2 separate regions of the Homo sapiens genome follow, and region 2 is linked to region 1. A link is an interaction called in ENCODE POLR2A ChIA-PET data of the cell type or tissue named here. Cell type or tissue: A673. All regions are shown on one strand. Region 1 overlaps KLHL22 (kelch like family member 22). Region 2 overlaps MED15 (mediator complex subunit 15).

Evidence for each region. ChIA-PET counts read pairs that join two places held together with the same protein. Peaks named below come from ENCODE experiments on the same cell type or tissue, not always from the same donor. Only the 100,000 strongest peaks of a DNase experiment are listed, where the experiment ranks them.
Region 2: POLR2A ChIA-PET joins it to region 1 with 15 read pairs; 2 of 35 experiments call an interaction of 5 or more read pairs at or near these places.

Annotation. Positions count from the first base shown.
Region 1 is chr22:20,440,453-20,448,452 of GRCh38, reverse strand. KLHL22 (kelch like family member 22) reads left to right here. Exons shown (of 7, transcript NM_032775.4): 6 at 1,777-2,010; 7 at 6,015-6,934. The coding sequence ends at 6,380. LOC107985588 (a long non-coding RNA gene) reads right to left here. Exons shown (of 2, transcript XR_001755623.2): 2 at 5,250-5,629. Among named protein-coding and RNA genes, the nearest start is that of SCARF2, 6.6 kb to the right of the region's middle. RefSeq lists enhancers at 5,756-6,255, 6,256-6,757. In A673, no CTCF peak of the experiment used is centred here; no DNase peak of the experiment used is centred here.
Region 2 is chr22:20,523,935-20,531,934 of GRCh38, reverse strand. The region is part of intron 1 of MED15 (mediator complex subunit 15); the gene reads right to left. Among named protein-coding and RNA genes, the nearest start is that of MED15, 20 kb to the right of the region's middle. RefSeq lists enhancers at 788-1,775, 5,027-5,196. In A673, no CTCF peak of the experiment used is centred here; DNase peaks (open chromatin) are centred at 4, 432 and 4,964; H3K4me3 peaks cover 550 bases; H3K27ac peaks cover 4,135 bases.

The DNA of each region.
Region 1 (8,000 bases):
AATACTACTGAGCAATAGAAAAGGAACCAACTATTGGTACATGTTGAGTACCCTTTATCTGAAATGCTGGGGACCAGAAGTGTTTTGGATTTCAGATTTTTTCAGATTTTGGAATCTTTGCATTATAGTTACTGGTTCAGCATTTCTTATCCAAAAGTCTGAAATGCATTTCCTTTGAGTGCCGTGTTTGTGCTCAAAAAGTCTCAGATTTTGGAGGTACTCAACCTGTACATGCAACAACCTGGTAGAACCTGGGTTGGGGTAGAAAGCCAATGTCAAAAGGTTGTATACTGATTTAATTCAGACAACACTCTTGAAGTTACAAAACTGTAGAAATAGAGAAGAGATTGGTGGTTTCCAGGGCTTAAGGAAGGGATTAGGGTAAGGGAGGTGAGTGGATGTCACCCTAAAGGGCAGCCCCTCGGGATCCTGGTGGTGATAGGACAGTTCTGTGGCTGTGTCCACGTCAGCATCCTGGTGACCCTGTGATATAGTGACACAGGCTCCTACCATGGGGGAAAGAAGGCACGTGAGACCTCTGTATTTTTACTTCCAACTACACGTGACTACACTTATCTCAAAATGAAAAGTTTAATTAAAAAGAAAAACCTCGGCTGGGCGTGGTGGCTCATGCCTATAATCCTAGCACTTTGGAAGGCCGAGGCAGGTGGGTCACGAGGTCAGGAGATCGAGACCATCCTGGCCAACATGGTGAAACCCTGTCTCTATTAAAAATACAAAAGTTAGCTGGGTATGGTGGCGGGCGCCTATAATCCCAGCTACTCGGGAAGCTGAGGCAGGAGAATCATTCGAACCCGGGAGGCGGAGATTGCAGTGAGCCGAGATCGTGCCACTGCACTCCGGCCTGGTGACAGAGCGAGACTCCGTCTCAAAAAAAAAAAAAAAAAGAAAAACCTCCCCAGACCCCTACTGGTGATAGGAGAAGACCCAAACCAAACCCTTGGTGTGTGTTCTTCCTCCCCACTGCTCCGTCCACCTCTCTAGACTCTTGTGTTTTTGCCACCCGCATGGCCTCAGTGTTAGTGACTTGCCCAGTAACATAGCTCTGGAGCCTCCACACCCTGAGGGGCTCCTCTACCCTCAAAACACCCAGGGCCTTGCCTTGGGGCCTTCTGTTGGCCTGCTGGGTGTGAGTGGGTGGGTTCCGGAAGTGGTAGGGCCAGGGTAAGAGGTGCCCATGATGGGGGCAGGCTGGGCCCTATGGAGATAGCCCAACAGAGGGAGGGTAAAAAGCCCACAGAAGGTTCAGGACCAGAATCAAGAACCATGTGTATTTTTCTCCCCACATCATGAGTTTAGTGTCAGATATTATTTACAAACATTTTAAAAGCAGGGTCAGCAGGCCCGGAGGATTGCATGTCCAGTGGGAGTGGGGGAGGGGTGGAGGCCACTGAGGGTGGGTCAGCGGTCCCCAGGGTTCTGTGGCTTCTTCCAGACTGGCTTGGAAAAAATGCTTTTATTTTCTTGGAGTTCCCCCATGCAGATGTTAACTTTAGGAGCAAAGGAAAGACAAAGGCTACATTTCATTTCTGAGTCTATAGATGTATCCGCTATTGGGAAGAGGTTAGAGGTCAATGACTAGGACAGTATGTCCCATGAGAATCGAGGGAGGATTCTTGTCTGTATGTGAGTGGGAAGTGGTGAAGCCTCACAGCGTTGTCAGGCAGGTGTGGGGTGGTGATTGGCCTTGACAGAGTACCCAGCCACCCTTCCTCACTGCCCTCTCACGCCATTTCTCCTGGTGGCTCCACACAGGTGTATGCCCACGCAGGCGCGACGCTGGAGGGGAAGATGTATATCACCTGCGGCCGCAGAGGGGAGGATTACCTGAAAGAGACACACTGCTACGATCCAGGCAGCAACACTTGGCACACACTGGCTGATGGGCCTGTGCGGCGCGCCTGGCACGGCATGGCAACCCTCCTCAACAAGCTGTATGTGATCGGGGGCAGCAACAACGATGCCGGATACAGGAGGGACGTGCACCAGGTGAGTGGGGCCCGGGGCAGTCCACACCCGTCATCATTCCCAAGCCTCTCAGTTGTTATTGATGGAAAATGTAATTGAATCATGTGCCTTTTAAAAATAGACTATTTTTTAGAGCAGTTTTAGGTTCACAGCAAAATTAAGTGGAAGGTACAGTTTCCATACACCCCCTTTTCCCCCCATACACATATAGCCTCCCCACTGCAGACCTCTCGCTCCAGAGGGGTGGATGTGTCACAGTTGTTGAAACTGCATTGATGCATCACCATCAACCAGAGTCCACAGTGTTCACTCTTGGCACATTCTATAGGTTTGGACAAATGTCACCATGACAGTATCACACACATACACATCTACCTTTGCTTATTACTCTTAAAAACTTTTAGGCCGGATGTGGTGGCACATGCCTGTAATCCAAGCAGTTTGGGAAGCCAAGGCGAGAGGATCACTTGAGCTCAGGAGCTTGAGACCAGCCTGGGCATCATGGCAAAACCCCATCTCTACAAAAATACAAAAATTAGCCAGGTGTGGTTGCATGCCTGTACTCTCAGCTACTTGGGAGGCTGAGGTTGGGGGATGGCTTGAGCCCAGGAGGCAGAGGTTTCAGTAAGCTGAGATCACGCCACTGCACTCCAGCCTGGGCGACAGAGCCAGGCCTTGTCTCAAAAAAAACAAAAAAAAACAACAACAAAACTTTTAGATCCAGGCTGGCAGCACATACCTGTAGTCCCAGCTACTCAGGAGGCTGAAGTGGGAGGATTGTTTCAGCCCAGAGTTGGAGGCTTCACTGAGCTATGATCACACCGCTGTTCCCCAGCCTAGGTGACAGAATGAGACCCTGTCTCTATTCAAAACAAAATAAAACAAAACAACAGAACAAAACTTTTATTATAAAGTTAATATAACCACATTGCCGGAACTTTAAAAAATAGAGATGGGTGGCCGGGCGCGGTGGCTCACGCCTGTAATCCCAGCACTTTGGGAGGTTGAGGCAGGTGGATCACGAGGTCAGGAGTTCAAGACCAGCTTGGCCAAGATGGTGAAACTCCATCTCTACTAAAAATACAAAAATTAGCCAGGTGCGGTGATGGGCGCCTGTAATCCCAGTTACTTGGGAAGACTGAGGCAGGAGAATCGCTGGAACCCGGGAGGCAGAGGTTGCAGTGAGCTGAGATCACACGACTGCACTCCAGCCTGGGCAACAGAGCAAGACTCCATCTCAAAAAAAAAAAAAAAATAGAGAAGGGTGAGGAAAAGCATTCATAATCAGGCCCCTGCAGTACTGTTTTTCAGTATGACCATTTTCAGCATTGACCGTGTATGTTTTCTGCCTGATTGTAGTCAAAGAGCATCCCATTCTGAGCTGGGCACAGTGGCTCACACCCGTAATCCCTGCATTTTGGGAAGCCAAGGCAGGTGGATGGCTTGAGTCCAGGAACTGATACCAGCCTGGGCAACATGGTGAAACTCCATCTCTACTAAAAATACAAAAAAAAATTAGCCAGGCATGGTGGCTTGCACCTGTGGTCCCAGCTACTTGGGAGGCTGAGGGAGAATCAACTGAGCCCAGGAGGTTGAGGCTGCAGTGAACCGTGATGGTGCCACTGCACTCCAGCCTGGGCAACAGAGCGAGACCTTGTCTCAAACAAACAAACAAACAAACAAAAAAGAGCATCCCATATCCCATTCTGCTTCTCTCAGTGACTTTTGTCCTGGGCATTTTCCAGATTAACACTCAATCTTCATCATCCCCTCTTGTGTCTAAGTTTTAACTATTCCAAATAACATGACAAGTAATAGTTGCTTTGTTGAGCTTTTCAGGTATTTTGGATTATTTCCTTAGGTTCATGCAACAGTTCTCAAAGTGTGATTCTCAGACTAACAGAGTCTGCATCACCTGGGAACGCTGTGTTACGAGGCACCTCAGACCCACTGATTCGGAAGCCCTGAGGGTGGGTCTTGGCGATCTGGCTTTTAACAGGTCCTCTGCTTGTGAGATCCTCTGGGCCAGCACATTAGTTTTCTATTGCTTCAGTAACCTATCACCACAAACATAGCAACTTAAGATAAATTTATTCTGCATTCATAAGTCCTCTGACATGGGCCTTGCCAGGCTAAAACCAGGGTGCGGTCAGGGCATCTTTCCTTTGTGGAGACCCTAGTGGGGATCTGCCTCCCTGCTCACTCTGGTTAGAAGAATTCAGTCCCTGGCAGTTGCAGTCCCATTTCCTTGCTAGCTGTCAGTTGAGGGCCTTCTTGGCTTCTAGAGGTCCCCACTTTTCCTGGCTTGGGGACACTTCGTCTTCAAAGCCAGCAATGGCAGGTTGAGTCCTCCTCACTTCTCAGCTCTCTTGTCTGGCTTTACCCTTCCTTTTTTTCTTTTTTTTTTTTTTATGAGATGGAGTCTTGCTTTGTCACCCAGGCTGGGGGGCACTGGTGCAGTCTCAGCTCACTGCAACCTCTGCCTCCTGGGTTTAAGCGATTCTCCTGCTTCAGCCTCCGGAGTAGCTAGGAGGACTACAGGTGTTCGCCACCACACCTAGCTAATTTTTCTATTTTTAGTAGAGACGGGGTTTTGCCATGTCGGCCAGGCTGGTCTCAAACTCCTGACCTCAGGTGATCCACGCACCTCAGCCTCCCAAAGTGCTAGGATTACAGGCGTGAGCCACCACCCCCGGCCTCCCCTTCCACTTTTTTTGTTTGTTTGTTTGAGACAGAGTCTCGCTCTGTCGCCAGGCTGGAGTGCAGTGGTGCTCTTGGCTCACTGCACCCTTTGCCTCCTGGGTTCAAGTGATTCTCCTGCCTCAGCCTCCCGAGTAGCTGGGGTTACAGGCATGTGCCACCATGCCCAGCTGATTTTTGTATTTTTAGTAGAGACGAGGTTTCACCATGTTGGCCAGGATGGTCTTGATCTCTTGACCTTGTGATCAGCCCGCCTTGGCCTCCCAAAGTGCTGGGATTACAGGCGTGAGCCACCACGCCCGGCCTCTCCCCTTCCACTTTTAAGGGCTCATGCAATTGGATGGATCACCTGGAAAATCCAGGAAAACTGCCCCATCTCAGGGTCTGCACCCTTAATCCTTTTTTTTTTTGTATTCTTGTACCCTTGATCCTATCTGCAAAGCCCCTTTGGCTGCTTAAGGTAGCATATTCTGGAGATTAGGAACTAGACATCTTTGGGGGCCACTATTCTGCCCACCATAGCTAGAGAACCAAAAACGGCTAATCAGTCAAGAAGGTAAGATTTTTATGGCTCTTAATACTTATTGCCAAATTCCTTTTCTGGCATGTCAGACAGATACATAGTAGTATGGCTTTACCACACCCTCAACAGCATTGGGTTTTGTGATTTTCCTTCTCTGCAGTGGTTGCTAGTTGAAAAATTTGTCTCTGATGTTTTGATTTTGCGTTTCTTGAATTACTAGTAGGTTGAACATTTTTCCATGTCTTTGTTTACTGTTTGGACAATTTTGAAGACAAGAGAATATTGATGTTGACTACTCCGCAAGGAATTACTTCCACTTTCTGTCTCCTCCCCCTGTCCTACTGCCTGTGTTGAGTGCTGCAGAAGGAGGTTGAAGACATTTCAGTGGAGTCCATGTCTCTCAGGCAGCTTCGTTTCCTGGAGGGGAGAGAAGCAGTGCCCTCAGACATGGGGAATGACCACATGCTGATGGGGGCACAGCCACACACTCGGGGGCAGAGACTGGCTTAGGGCCGGGTGGCCTAGAGGAAGGGCTGGGCTGGAGCAAAGCCAGAGAGAATAGGATCATTCTAGGGGAGGGCCCAAAAGACAGCCTCCTGCAGACTCGGCCATCCCTGGGTGAGAAAGCAGCAGCCTGGCCCATGGACAGGATGTTTCAACACTGGCCCTGTGCCATCCTTCCAGGGGGCCTGACCTGTCAGAATGGTGGGTAACTGTTGCCACCTTGGTCAGTGGGCTTGTGGGGGAGCTGGCAGCCTCGTCCCAGTGGGTGCTGGGCTTTATTCTAGCCTTGGCTTTGCAGGTGGCCTGCTACAGCTGCACGTCTGGACAGTGGTCATCTGTCTGCCCACTCCCTGCTGGGCACGGTGAGCCTGGCATTGCTGTGCTGGACAACAGGATCTATGTGTTAGGTGGCCGCTCACACAACCGCGGCAGCCGCACAGGCTACGTGCACATTTACGATGTGGAGAAGGACTGCTGGGAGGAAGGGCCCCAGCTGGACAACTCCATCTCAGGCCTGGCGGCCTGTGTGCTCACCCTGCCCCGCTCCCTGCTCCTTGAGCCGCCCCGCGGGACCCCTGACCGCAGCCAGGCCGACCCGGACTTTGCCTCTGAGGTGATGAGTGTGTCTGACTGGGAGGAGTTTGACAACTCCAGTGAGGACTAGGCTCCCTGTGCCTGGCATCAGAGGGAAGGGAGGCTGGGGCTGCAGGGCAGTGAAACCCACGCAGCCTAGGCCAGAGCACTTTACTCCAGGCAGGGCCCCTGCCCCTGTTGGCCACAGCTTATGGGCCCTGCCCTCTTTCTTCACACCAGCCCCTTGGCCAGCCTGCCGCAGGCATCTCAGGGCCATGCAGATCCCAGGCTGTGGATTACGTCACTGCAGGAACTGCTTCTGAAAGGCTTTGGCCTTCCTCAGTGAGCCCTGGAGGGGTTGGCCTTCTCTCCTCCCTGCCTAGATCAGTCCTTCTCCAAAAGGACCTGGGAGCTGGCAGCCTGGGCAGGGGGGCTGAGGCACGTGGTAGCCCTCTTTCTGTGAATGGGGTGGGGCTGTGGGGGCAGCTGGGGTTGGAGGATGAGAGCTCCTGAGGGGCAGAGGAGCAGAGATGCATCAGCTCGCCTGGGACTGGCTCTGTGATAAAAAGACCCCTCCCGCTGGGTTTTCAGACCCCATGTTGTTGGTCAATGAAATAAAGCATCTTACAGAAGGTGTTAACTGTTTTTCTGTAGCCACAGCCTCAGTTCCTTTCCACAGTGCACCCAAGCTGCGTCCCCAGGAAGCGTGGCTTCTGGGGTCAGAGCTGCCATCTGGGAGAGGCTGTGGAAGCCCAGGCCAGAAGCCAAGTGGCACTGGGAAGACCCTGCCTGAGAGGGAAGCACAGTAAACTCCACAAGCTAACAGGGCACTCAGTGGGAAAGCTGGAACTCGCCCTGGTCTGGTGACAGGTGGTTGTGCAGCCACTTGAGTGTCTTCTCTGGTGTGGAACTTGTCTCCCAACCAGGGCAGCACGCAGAGTTTCAGCCCAGCTCGTTAGGAGTCTCTCAGCCTGAGGGTCAGGGAACCAGAGCTTCAGCACCTGGGAGCGGGGCAGCATCAGGGGGTCGGTGGGGGGGGCCCCTCTGGCCTGTGCCCGGCTCCTCCCAACCTCCTGAAGCTGAGTGTGCTGGGGAGGGGAGCTGCATGTGCTACAGGTTTGCCAGGTAACCCTTAGGCACCCAGTCTCAAGGACCACACTGGCACAGCAGCTGGGACCCTCCCCTGTTCACCTGTCCCCATGCTTTTCTTGCCCTCTTGAGACTGCCAGGCTTAGCCTGCACCCTGCATGGATGGGCTGTGAGCCCACACCAGCCTCACTGCAGGGCTGCACCACACGAAGCTTTCTTCCATCCTGATGCCCTCATAGGGTCTGCACCTGCAGACTCCTACTATGAGCCTTGTGCCCAGAGCCATCCCGCAGACAGGGCTGTAACTTGCCAAGGCCCCATCCTTTCCCAGTTGACTGGGCAGAGCATGGGGACAGCCATGTGTTCCTGCTGGCATCCTGTCCCGGAAGAGAAGGGGGCAGTGTGTGCTCCTTGATGGGAGGAGAGGGGATGGGGACGGGGGACTATCAGTCACTCTGGGCTCTCCTAAATGGATACCCCAAGGATTCTTGAGGGTAGAGACAAAGCCCTCAGAGTTGGCCTGTGCCCCCAGGGCTGTGGTATGTGGGTGTGTGTGTAACCTGAAGACCTTCCTCACTGTCCTGGGCCCTGAGTACCCCTGAGGAAACATGACATTGCCTTG
Region 2 (8,000 bases), 83 kb before region 1:
ATTGCCTGACTATCCCATCAGGCCTGTTAGGGCCTCCCACCCTGCTTCCACCCAGGCACCCCTGCTGTCGGCTGCACAGAAACCCTGTAGCCACCTCACCCATGTCTGTGGCACTTCCTGGAGGAATCTCTGGTTTCTGTGTGCCAGCCCCACTATACTAAGAACACCCTGAGAGCAGAGACAACGGCGTCCACTTTTGTGTGCAGTGGGCAGTCATCACTGCCAGGCACAATAACTGGCTCTTTTTAACACAAGGAGTGGTACTGTCATGCATTTTGATGGGACACGACGTGCAGAACGGAGAATCAGCGTGGCAGCCATGGGGGAATCCAGGCCTCAAACAGGCACGTCCTGGCAGTGGAGGCCAGGGTGCCTGGGAGAAGGCGTGTGCTGGGGCAGGCAGCTGGGCCTGGCAGGAAGCAGACAGGGGAGGAGGGACCTGGGCTCAAATTCCAACCTAGCCACTCACCAGCTCTGGGTCTTGGGAGAGGCACTCCCTCCCCTAAAGCGTAACCTCTTCATAAAGGAGGGGCTCTGAGAGGCTGTGGCCAGGACGAAGGTGCACAGACAGGGCCAGGCAGTGAGGAGAGGCCCACTGTTGGCCTGGTCTGCAGGGCTTCTGCCCAGCATGGGCCTGTTGTTCCTCACCTCCTTCCTATTCCAAATTGAGAAACTGGCAACAGGAGTCCAGTCCCAGTCCTTGTAATCTGAATGAGACTAAGATAAAGCAAAAAACTGGCAAACTGAGCTTCCTAGGGAAGGAGCACAGGGCATCAAACTTAAAGCCTGCTAAGGCCAGGGAGGCCTGAGGCAAGCTGCCCCGGTCTGCCCTCAACCCATCTGGCAGCGCCTCCCTATCCTTCCTTTGCACAAAGGGTGGGGACAGTGCCGACCTCACGGGTAGCCCTGAGGATGATAGTAGTTAATATTATAAGGCACTGGACATACAGGAAGTGCTAGGTATGCGTTAAAGAAATAAGTCAGGCAACAACCTGCCCAAATGTGCAATAGGATGCATCCCAAAACACCTCCGCCATGTGTTGAGGTTATTGTTGCCCCCTCCTCAGCAGACGATGGCCCAATGAGCATGTGCAGCTCCCTCAGGCAGAGCCACCCTCCCATTGGAGCTCTGAGTCACCTGCAGTGTACCCTGAGGCCAGCTCCACCGCCCGCAAGAAGGACACTCACACAGGCATGTTGATGAGGCATGAACTGGCCTCCCCACCCCAACTCCCGCTCTGCTCTGCTCCACGCCCTGACTCTTCCTTCCACAACCGCCCTGGTTCCCACCAAGGACCCTCTCCCCTCTCAGTGAGGCCTCTCCCCTGACCCCACCCTCTTTACCACTGCTCCCCCTGCCACACTGCCAGGCCCCCTTCCCTGGTCCAACTGCTTTCCCATTGCTGAATGAGGGCATGAATTCCCAGGACAGCCAGCTTCTCTGTCCTCTGCTGGTGTCTAAAGCAGGAAGGTGCGTTCCTCCCTGGGGCACAGATTCACCCTCCTGACCTCAGGGGGGCAGGATGATTCCTCTCAGCCGATTTATGTTCTGCTCGAAGGAAACTTCTGTGAGTTTCTTCTAATTTTCTAATTTTGAGAAACACAACATCTATCAATCAAGTGAACTCTCATAGGGCAGAATAAATTTTTGGCAGCTCCACTTCACCCCACCCAAGAAGCCTCCCAGTAAATTGCTGCCTGTGTGTGCAGCCTGCTTGCCCACCTGGGACAGGAGCCCACAGCTTGTATGTGGGACCCTTTACCCTATGTGTTTAAAAACCTAAATCACAGAGGACCACAAGACAACAGAAGGAGAGTTATACAATATCAGGATGATGGTTTCCTAAGCATGTCACCAGAAGCAGACACTATAAAGGAAAAAAGATTTTCCCATATTAAAAAAAAGATTTGGACTAGGTGTGGTGGTTCACGCCTGTAATCCCAGCACTCTGGGAGGCGGAGGTAGGTGGATCACTTGAGGTCAGGAGTTCGAGACCAGCCTGGCCAACATGGTGAAACGTCTCTACTAAAAATACAAAAATTAGCTGAGCACAGTGGCTCACGCCTGTAATCCCAGCACTTTGGGAGGCCAAGGCAGGTGGATCACCTGAGGTCCGGAGTTCGAGACCAGACTGGCCAACATGGTGAAACCCCATCCCTACTAAAAATACAAAAGGGCAAGGTGGTGGGCGCTGCAATCCCAGCTACTCGGGAGGCTGAGGTAGGAGGATGGCTTGAACCCGGGAGGCAAAGGTTGCAATGAGCCAAGATCCCACCACTGCACTCCAGCCTGAGCAACAAGAGTGAAACTCTGTCTCAAAAATAAAAAATAAAAATACAAAAATTAGCCAGGCATGGTGGCGTGCATTATAATCCCAGTTACTCGGGAGGCCGAGGCAGGAGAATCACTTGAACCTGGGAGGTGAAGGTTGCAGTGAGCCAAGATCAAGCCATTGCACTCCAGCCTGGGTGACAAGAGTAAAACTCTGTCTCAAAAAAATATATACGTAAATATAAAAATTAGCTGGGCATGGTGGTGTGCGGCCATAATCCCAGCTACTTGGGAAGCTGAGGCAAGAGAATCGCTTGAACCAGGGAGGTGGAGGTTGCAGTGAGCCAAGGTAGCACCACTGCACTCCAGCCTGGGTAACAGAGTGAGACTCTGTCTCTAAATAAATAAATAAATAACAGATATGAACCTCCAAGTTGAAATGAGGAACAAAGCCTGCACATTTAATTCCCTTCCATCTTAAAACCTGACTAAAACCACAGAAAAAAAAACCAGGAAGAATGGAAATGGTGGCCTCAACAGCCTTTTAGAAGCTGGAAAGCTGATGGCCCAGTGGTAACGTACACAGCAAGAGGACCAAGAAACCAGAGTCCTAAGTAACAGTGAGGAGGGGGTGCGCCCACCCAGTGACAGCCCTAGGTCTTTGCCAGGTTGAGGCCAGGCTGCACCAAGTGCTCTGGGACAGAGGGTGAAAGATATCCCTGCATCCCTCACTCCCCAACTTTACACTGTGGGTAGCTACTCCAGCACCAGGTGACCACAGGAGGTTTACTCTCTGGAAAAGCATGAAACGGATAGTCACTGGACTAGGGGGCCAACCCACCCAGTTGAAAAGGCACAGGTAGGACACTGAGAGAGGTGGGTTGTGTGGTCATCTGTGCTCTGGTCTAAGTGACTAGATCGATGCACGCTAACTGCCGAGACCCACTGGCCCATCAGCCTCCTCCATCGCAGTGAGCAGCATGCTGGCAGCCAGGTCTTCACCCACAGCCCAGTGTCTGGAAGACCATGCTCTAGGGCAGGGTCCCCAAGCCCTGGGCCACAGACCAGTACAGGTCTGTGGGCTGTTAGGAACCAGGCCTCACAGCAGTAGGTGAGCAGAGGGTGTGCAAGCATTACTGCCTGAGCTCTGCCTCCTGTCAGATAAGTGGTGGCATCAGATTCTCATAGGAGCACGAACCCCACTGTAAACTGTGCATGTGAGGGATCCAGGTCGCATGCTCCTTATGAGAATCTAATGCCTGATGATCTGAGGTGGAACAATTTCATCCTGAAACCATCCTCATCTGCCGGTCTGTAGAAAAATTGTCTTCTGTGAAACCGGTCCCTGGTGCTAAAAAGGTTGGGGACCATTGTTCTGGAGGAAGGACTCAGAATCTGCAGCCAGATGAGCCTTCAATGAAGTTCCCAGTCGACAAGCTCCACGTGCTGGAAGAGACTCCTAGGCTTTGGAGGGTCCCTCTCAGAGTGAGCAACCAGCCAAGGGCAGCCAGACGCCATAACATGGCCAATAAAGACCCCACAAGAAAAGAGTAATTTAGCGGTAACAGAAATTCAGCAAGAAGAAGGAAATGTAGAATTTATTAGGCCAGGTGCAGTGGTTCGCACCTGTAATCTCAGTACTTTCAGAGGCTGAGGCGAGAGGATGACTTGAGGTCAGGAGTTTGATTTTTTTTTTTTTTTTTTTTGAGACGGAGTCTAGCTCTGTCGCCCAGGCTGGAGTCCAGTGGCACGATCTCGGCTCACTGCAACCTCTGCCTCCCACGTTCAAGTGATTCTTCTGCCTCAGCCTCCCGAGTAGCTGGGACTACAGGCGCGCGCCACCATGCCCAGCTAATTTTTGATTTTTAGTAGAGATGGGGTTTCACCATATTGACCAGGCTAGTCTCGAACTCCTGACCTTGTGATCCGCCTGCCCTCGGCCTCCCAAAAGTGCTAGGATTACAGGTGTGAGCCACTGCGTCCAGCTGAAGTCAGGAGTTTGAGACCAGCCTGGGCAACATCACAAGATCCCATCTCTACGAAAAACAAAAATATTTGCCAGGAGTGGTGGTGCATGCCTGCAGTCCCAGCTACTTGGGAGGCTGAGGTGGGAGGATCACTTGAGCCCAGGAGTTCGAGGCCATAGTGAGCCATGAACACATCACTGCATTCCAGCCTGGGCAATAAAGTGAAAATTTATCAAAAAAAACGGTAGAATTTATTATAATATATATAAATATTATACTACATTGTATCCATTTAACAGGAATGGGTGCTATAAAAAGGGAAAAGTCAGATTACAAAAAAGGAAAAAGAAGGAGTTCTTGGAAATAAAAGCATGTTAGCAGTGAAAGGTCAAAGAAAAAATTGAGGAAATCACTTAGAGAGGAGAGCTAAAAGTAAAAGAGATAGAAAACAGGAGATAAAAGATAAAACTAGAGGCCCAAAGAGTGAACATTAAACACTCCAGCACAGGAAGTGTAGGGAGTGAGATTCCCCTGAAATGACTCAAAGGAACTTCCCAAGTAGAGCAGGACTTGGGTTTAGGGATCAAGACAAGTCATATGAGGCTGAGAGCTAGCACCTCAGGAGACAGAAGCACAAGCCAGCACAAGGGCAGCGCAGTGTAACATCATTTTAAATTCCCCAGTTAGCATGTCCCACCAGGGGGCCTAGATGCACTCAAACTGGCATGGTCTCCAGAAAGTTAATTCCCAGGAGTCCCTTCTCAGGAAGCTGGCAGAATGAGGGAATAAATCACAAAGGATGAGACACAGGATATAGAAAACAAGGGACCCAACAAAGGAAGACAACAGTCCCAGTCTGGGCAGACAAGCACGCTGAGGGCTGTCACACCACACCTGCGGCCACTGCCTAGAGGGTTCCAGAAGGGAGGTCCAAGAGGGTCACCGCCCACCTCCTTTGGGAGGCCGAGGTGGATGGATCACTTGAGGCCAGGGGTTTGAACTGAAACTGACAGCTCACTAGCACTGAGCCTGAAGATAACTGTACTGAGAGGCAACCGGAAAATAAAGGAAGAATAAGAATAGATACACAGAAAACTGGGCATAGTGTTGAAAAGGCAATTCTTTCCTAGGAAAAAAATAACAAGCAATTGCAGTACACCACTATGCTCAGCTGTGAATATCATTTGTGTAGGCAGAAAATGTAAACATTCATTACCGATTTATGCAGAAAGTAGAATACTGGAAGAATGAGGGAGGAGAAGCAGAGATAATGGCGATGGAAGGGAGCTACAGAGCAAGCCAACATAATTTGTAAAACGCCAAGTTGCAAAAGCAGCATGTGCCTATTACCTAGAATCAGAGGTATATGCCGGAAGAAAGCTCAGATGTAAAGGCAGTTGCTACCTCTGGGGAGAACTGGCAGAATGGGAACCACAGTAGTTTCTTGTCTTTTTACAGTTTATGTGATATATTATGTTGATAAAATTTAAAGTAATTAAAAATTAAATGAGGCCGAGTGTGGTGGCTCATGCTTGAGCCCAGGAATTCAAGATTCAAGATTGGCCTGGGCAATATAGTGAAACCCCATCTCTACAAAAAATACAAAAACTTAGCCAGTCATAGTGGTGCATGCCTGTAGTCCCAGAAACTCGGGGGCTGAGGTGGGAGGATTTCTTGAGCCCAGGAGGCGGAAGCTGCAGCGAGCCAAAATCGTGCCACTACACTACAGCCTGGGTGAAAGAGTAAGACCCTGTCTCAAAAAAAAAAAGAAAATTAAAATTAAAATTAAATGACAAAATGCACATAAAGAGTGTCGTAGAGAAATACTCAGCGAACAATAGCTATTAAGAAGGGTCACGTGGCCGGGTGCAGGGGCTCACACCTGTAATCCCAACACTTCGGGAGGCTGAGATAGGTGGATCACCTGAGGTGGGGAGTTTGAGACCACCCTGACCAACATGGAGAAACCCCGTCTCTACTAAAAATACAAAATTAGCCAGGCGTGGTGGTGCATGCCTGTAATCTCTGCTACTCAGGAGGCTGAGGCAGGAGAATCACTTGAACCCGGGAGGTGGAGTTTGCAGTGAGCTGAGATCGTGCCACTGTACTCCAGCCTGGGCAACAAGAGTGAAACTCCGTCTCAAAAAAAAAAAAAAAAAAAAAAAGAGAAAGGTCATGTTTGGCCAGGCTCAATGGCTCATGTCTGTAATCCCAAAACTTTGGGAGACCGAGGTGGGTGGATCACTTGAGAGGCCAGGAGTTCAAGACCAGCCTGGCCAACATGGCGAAACCCCATCTCCACTAAAAATACAAAAATTAGCTGGGCGTGGTGGCCCACGCCTGTGGGACAGGGCAAAACTATGTCAAAAAAAAAACAAAAAAACTCATGTTCACCTTTCTTTTGTTTTTGAGACAGGCTCTCTGTGTTGCCCAGGGTGGAGTATGGTGGCGCAATCAGCTCACTGCAGCCTCCGACTCCTAGGCTCAAGCAATCCTCCCTCCTCAGTCTCCCGAGTAGCTGGGACTACAGGCCTAGCTAATTTTTTAAAATTATTTTTTATAGAGACAGGATCTCACTATGTTGCCCAAGCTAGTCTTGAACTCCTGGCATCAAGCGATTCTCCCACCTTGGCCTCCCAAAGTGCTGGATTATAGGTGTGAGCAACTGCGCCCAGACCACTTTCACCTATCTAAACCTTCCTGTCTCAGTCAACACAGGGACAGTAAGTTTCTCCTCTATTAGCAATTTGGACCCCCAGGAGCGTCTCAAAAAATTGCCACAGGCCAGGGAACAGTGGCTCACACTTATAATCCCAGGACTTTGGGAGGCCAAGGCAGGCGGATCACGAGGTCAGGAGTTCGAAATCCCGTCTCTACTAAATCCCGTCTCTACTAAAATTACAAAAGTTAGCTGGGCATGGTGGCAGGCGCCTGTAAGCCCAGCGACTCCAAAAGCTGAGGCAGGAGAATCGCCTGAACCCGGGAGGCGGAGGTTGCAGTCAGCCGAGATCGTGCCACTGCACTCCAGCCTGGGTGACAGAGCTAGACTCCGTCTCAAAACAAAAAACAAAACAAAACAAAAAAAACCTGCCACATATTCCTTCTGCAAGTGGCCCCACAGTCAGAGTATGGATGGAGTTTGAAGGGACCTCAGGATGAGTGAGGCCAACGGCACAGGCAAAGCAGTTCCTCCCACCCCCACCCCAAGCCCCACCAATCTGAGAGGTGCCTTCTGGCTGCAGCTCAAATGCCTCACCACACTCCCAGCCAGAAAAGCCCCTTCCCTGTCCTCCATCAGTGCAGGGCTTGTTCTCACCCAGCCTTCTGACCTTCACTAGGTCTCTAGACAGCTACAGGGTGGCATCCCACACTGTCCTTGGACTTCTTCCAATCCTGCAACCAATTTACTGCCCCAGTGCCCAGGTGCTTTCATCTCTAAGGCAGGAAATGATGAGATACCGATTGTTCAGTCATCAATGTAACCAAAGCAAACATCTGGCCTCTCTATCTCTCAGGCAGCTGGGAGCACATTTGTCAAACTGTATCCCAAACAAACTGTAACTTTTTCCTTTACTGAAACTTCTACATTCTGGTTCTTTTACTTTTTAAAGAAACATAAAAGTGTTTTTTTAACAAGATAAAAATATATACTTCAGAATTTAACTCTCCACCCACATGTAGGAATGGGTATTTTGGTCCTGCAGAATGAAAATCTCGAATCATACCAATACAGGAGACTTCAAACACTGTACACCCCTCTG